2 separate regions of the Homo sapiens genome follow, and region 1 is linked to region 2. The links are chromatin loops, found by intact Hi-C in ENCODE. Cell type or tissue: heart left ventricle. All regions are shown on one strand.

What was found. Hi-C counts contacts between places; a loop is a spot of excess contacts. Peaks named below come from ENCODE experiments on the same cell type or tissue, not always from the same donor. Only the 100,000 strongest peaks of a DNase experiment are listed, where the experiment ranks them.
Region 1: it touches region 2 in a loop (4-fold over the local background); 19 of 110 quality-filtered maps call a loop at or near these places.

What each region holds. Positions count from the first base shown.
Region 1 is chr9:37,968,082-37,970,581 of GRCh38, forward strand. The region is part of intron 3 of SHB (SH2 domain containing adaptor protein B); the gene reads right to left. Among named protein-coding and RNA genes, the nearest start is that of SLC25A51, 65 kb to the left of the region's middle. In heart left ventricle, no CTCF peak of the experiment used is centred here; a DNase peak (open chromatin) is centred at 1,220.
Region 2 is chr9:37,916,041-37,918,540 of GRCh38, forward strand. It overlaps SHB (SH2 domain containing adaptor protein B), which reads right to left. Exons shown (of 6, transcript NM_003028.3): 6 at 1-2,500. Among named protein-coding and RNA genes, the nearest start is that of SLC25A51, 13 kb to the left of the region's middle. In heart left ventricle, no CTCF peak of the experiment used is centred here; no DNase peak of the experiment used is centred here; H3K27ac peaks cover 2,124 bases.

The DNA.
Region 1 (2,500 bases), 52 kb after region 2:
ACTAAGTACTTCTTTATGCAACATGGTTTTTATGTTAAATTGAATTTTATGTAATACAGCAAGCCCCCTCTGAACACCAAAACCAATTCTGAAAACCAAAACACCAAATGATCCTTTAGGGCTTACCATGTCTTTTCATTCAGATCTTTTGTTTTTATTTAATCAACACAGAGATCCAGTGTGAGAAGTTGTGACCATCCCCATTTTACAGATAAGTAAACTAAGGCTCAGGGAGACTGAACAGTCTGTCTCAGGTCCCGAAGTGGTGAAGGGTGGAGCCGGCATGTGAACTTGGGACTGTCTGACTCATCCCATTGCCCCATGGGTCCCAACATGCAAGACACTGTCCTAAACTTCTAGGGCAGAGAAATCTGCCAAGGAGCTAGTGGGGAAGACAGATAAGTACCCAAAATAAGTATGCTGAGCAGTATTTGAGTCATGTGTCTTTTATCTTTGCTATGAGGCAGACCTGGCTGAGCCAAGGACACTGCCTGAAGAGTAACTTTCACGGAGACAAAGCTTCAGATGGTGAATCGAAATGAGATGACTTAGTTTCTCAAGAAGGTCTGGGGGGTGCCCTTCACACACCCTCCTGTCATCTGGCTCCTCTATCAAGCTCAAGAGCTGCAGTTACTTACTTCTCAGATACAAGTGCAAATTATTAAAGACATAGCCGTTTACTCACTGGGTTAAAAGGAAATGCTGGTCATTCCTCTATGTATGGCCTGACTGGCTCTGCCATGAGGTCTCCAGCTGTTCCCTTCTCCACTCTGAGCCTTAGTTTCCCCAGAAGGACAGGGAGTGGGACTCTATGGTATGTGGGACTCTATGGTATACGGGCCCCTCTCTGTGCTGAGTGGTGGTAGGAGAAGACCAACCCATGGGATGGCGCTGGTCCCCCTCCAATGAAAGCACGAACCTCCAGAACCCAGTCCCCCACAGAAACCCTGACTGGATCCATTTCAGGTGGGAAGCCACCACCCAGTTACATATCCTGGTGTAGATGTCGCAGAAATTAGTGCAAGTGAGATGAAGAAATTAGTGCAAGTGAGATGAAGGGCATGCGATACCTCTTGAGGGCTGTGGGGGGATGAGAGCTCCAATCATATTTCCTGCAGCATCTTGGATAGCACCAGAGAGGCCAGACATTTGACTGGGTTAGGGCAGGGGCTCTGGAGTTGGAGCTGACAGGTTCAAAGTCCGGCTCTGCTGCTGACCAGCCATGGGCTGGGCCCCCAGCCAAGTTATTTCTTCTCATGGGACCTTAGCTTCCTTATCTGTAAAAGGAGGAAACTAACCTCCCAGAGGGTGATTATGAGGATTGAATGAGAGAATGCACACAGAAAGTGCTCAGTAAATGCTAGCAACAATGCCAGTACTTTCCTGATGTGATACCCATCAAATCTCACCAAGACCCTTCTGAAGTGGGAACTACTGGTCTTACTTCCCAGGTGGAGAAACTGAGACTCCCAGGACATGTTCATGCCCAGTCCTCACACTGGTCCTTCAGAGGTGTGAAGACACCGATTTGGTGTCTTTGCCACCTCCACCGAGGTCTGCTTCTACAGGCTATCCACCCCGGCTCCTTGGTCCCTGCCTGTGGGCCCCTCCCTACGTGGCCACTTTCTGCTCAGGTTCCATTTGTCCATCTTGCAATCTGTGCCACACAGCCTGGCAACCAGGTAGACCTGCCACACCAACCTGCACCACCCCCAGACACCATGACATCATCCAAGGCTCCTTGTCCCCTTCCCAACATTGGGCAGGGGGTGCCACATAGGCCTCGTGTGGGCCCAAGCTGCACCTGGCGGGGGTGGGTTGGGGACAGAGCAAGAAGGCCATTTCTAGACCCAACTGCTGGCCTTGCTGGTTGCTGTAAAGACTCCTGGGGTGATTCAAAGTGGGCCAGGAACAGAGTCTAGCCTGCTCTGGAAGGCTGGTGTCTCTGCCGGGTGGGAAGGGGGCTGACAGCTTGATGGAAGCCACATCACTTCCCTGTGGAGGCAGAGCTGCAGTCCACTCCCTGCAGCCAGCAGCCCGTGGTGGAACCTGACTGGGCATTGTCCTGGGGATTGGGATCCGACAAGTGGGAGTGGGGGTCTGGTGAGGCCACAGTCAGCTTCCTGGAGAAGAGCAGGCAACGAACACCCAGGGTTTGCTGTTTGGACGGCTCCAAGTATTTCTCACCAACAACTCTCTGAATCCTTAATTAAATTCCATGTCAGCCATTCTCAGAGAAGGGGAAACTTTCATTCCTAAGAAGTTGGGGCCACCTCACACACTCTAAGAGCTGTTTTTGTGACAACTGGGAAGTGATAACTGAGCCTTCCGCGGTGGCAGCCCCAGCCTGATGAGATGGGAAGGAAGGCGCTGACTTCCAGAAACACTGCCCAAGAAGGGCGCCCCGGTGGAGAATGCTGAGGCAGTGCCTGAGAGGTGCTTTTCTTGAACGCAATTCGGGACAGTGCTTTGAAAGCTGGAAGGCACTTTTGCTTCATAG
Region 2 (2,500 bases):
AAGGAGGGAGGTGGAAAGGCCAAGGGGCACCTGTGTTCCAGGACCAAGGGGCTTGCCCTCCTGCAAGCGCGCCTGTGAACAAGTCCCCGTGGGGTTCTGGGAGGTGCGCCCACATCTAAGACTGTGCGCCCTGCACTCCCTCTGGATGGCTTGCCGAATTTGGTCTTCGCTGATCACCAATTCTGGAAGGGTGGAGAGACAGTTGGCTGGACAGCTGCCTGATTCGGCCATGACCCTTCACGGGTGTCTGTGGGCCAACACCAAACGCCAGCCTGCTCTGCTGGCAGGGCTTCTACCTGCACAGTCCCTAGGGCTGCAAGAGCAAATGGGGACCCTGGCTGCCGGTCCTTGCCAGGCCCTTGGTCAATGATATCACCACTTCTGAGACAGCGTCTGGGGAGCTACCGGAACTTCGTGTTCAGCATCTTACAAAGGGGGCCGCTGGTTCTGGGAATGGGCAGAGGGAGCCTGCAGCTCCACCCTGTTGACCGGACGCCTTGCGGGTAGCTGCTTCAGGTTTCCCTCCTGCTCACTCTCAGGCCACAGAGGGGCCCCGGCCCACAGCCGCCCTGTGAGGACAGGGCCTGCCTCCTGAAGCCTCGGAGTCTTTGCACCCCTTTCCTGGGAACAGCTACGCTGTGAGCCTCTCTCCAGGAGAGGGTGTCAGCCTGGGCCATTCTTCTGACTTCAGGACGGGACTGGCAGGCGGTGGGGCCCTCTTCCCCTACAAAGCCTCCTTTCTTTCTGTGGGCGCCATCCTGTTTGGGGGGCTGCCAGAAGGGCCCTTGACTCCTCAGCGCTCAAGGACAGAGTTGCTCAAGTGGGCAGGCATTATGGTCAATAATAAAGCCAGCAAAGAAGGGAGACACAGAAACAGCCGCTAGTGCTGGAGGTTCTCAGACAAAATGCCGAGGGCGCGACGTTGTGTGGCAGGAGCTTTTCTTTTCTCTCAAAGAAATCCAGCTCAATTTTTTCCCCAATTAATTGGCAGCAGATGAAAAAAAAAAAAAACAAACCCAAAACAAAAACCAAACCAAAGCCAGTAACCTGAATGTGAGTGTTTCTGAAAGGGAAAAGCTGTTTCAATTGTTAGATGTCCAAGAAAACATGAATACAGGCTGACACAGGAAACGGTCACAATTAGAGGAAGAAGAGGGAGAGGTTCATAAAATTAAGGGAAAAAAATTCTTTTCAGCAGCTCCCATCCTGTAAGCTGGCTCCTCTGCTGGCCTCTGTCCCTGAGAGGGGCAGGAGGTTGGGCCTCCCAGGGAAACTTCAGGAAGACGAAGGCCAGGGACAGAGGGAGGGTCCCAGGAATACCCTAAGAGGCCAAGTCAGGGCCAGAGGGCACAGCTGCCAGCTTCCACTGAGACCCTCCCAGAGCCTTTTCTGAGGAGCAATGTGCCCGGGAAGATGGTCTACAGGGAAGGACCGTGAGGTGCGGCCCCACCCAGCAGCCTCAGGAAGTGGCTGGACCTGAACTTGCCAGTGTGAGGTCTCACCCTCCTCCCCCGCCGGAGGGTTGTTCCCCCTCTTCCTCAGCCTCTCTTGGGCCTCCTCTGAGAATAAGCCTTGGGGTCCAGGCTCCTCTGTTTGGCCAAGTGCCAACTCCTCACTCATCTTGTCATTTCCCACCTACCTTCCCACTCCCCCAAAGGAAAGCACGAATCGTTCCAGGGTGTCCCTGCCTTCCTCCCTCATTGAGGGATGTTTTAGGAAATGCCAAACAGGCAAGGAAAGGATTGGCTTCTTTAAGAGATTAAACCCAGGCCACAGCCAGCGTGGTCTCTATGAGGGCTGGGCCACGTGGACGTGCCAGACAAGGCCTGGGAGGAAGACCCAAGAGGCAGACTGGTCACTAAAGGCGGGTCACCAAGGGCAGGGCTTTGCACAAACCGCTGAAGTCCACGCAGCTACCTAAAGGGGCAGGGCTCAGTCCCAGCTCGACACGTGGCCTTGGCGAGTCCTCCTTCTCCGGGCCTGTGTCTCTGCATGTGAACAGTGAGCTGGAACCACCTCCAAACAGTCTCTAAAGACATGAGCAGCGCTGATGTCTGAACCTGCTGATGACATTCAAACTCGGCCCCTTGTGCTCTGCCCAGGTGGGCCAGGGATGACAGTCGTCAAACTTCTAGTTCATTCAGACCAGCTGGTGCCTGGCGAAGGCTCTGGAACCCTTGTATCTCATTCAGGAGAGGGCAGCCACATCTTCATGCTACTGGGTGGGTGGAAAAAGCAGGAGAGCTGAGAAACTCTTAGCCTCATCGGGGCTGCCTGGCCTGTGTGGGAGGACCCTGCTATGGCAAGCAAGAGAGAGGTCGCGTGTGCGTGTGCGTGTGTAGGTGTTCTTGTGTGTGGAAGCAGTGTGGACCACTGAGGGCTGTGTGTGTGTGTGTGTGTGTGTGTAGGTGTTCTTGTGTGTGGAAGCAGTGTGGACCACTGAGGGCTGTGTGTGTGTGTGTGTGTGTGTGTGTAGGTGTTCTTGTGTGTGGAAGCAGTG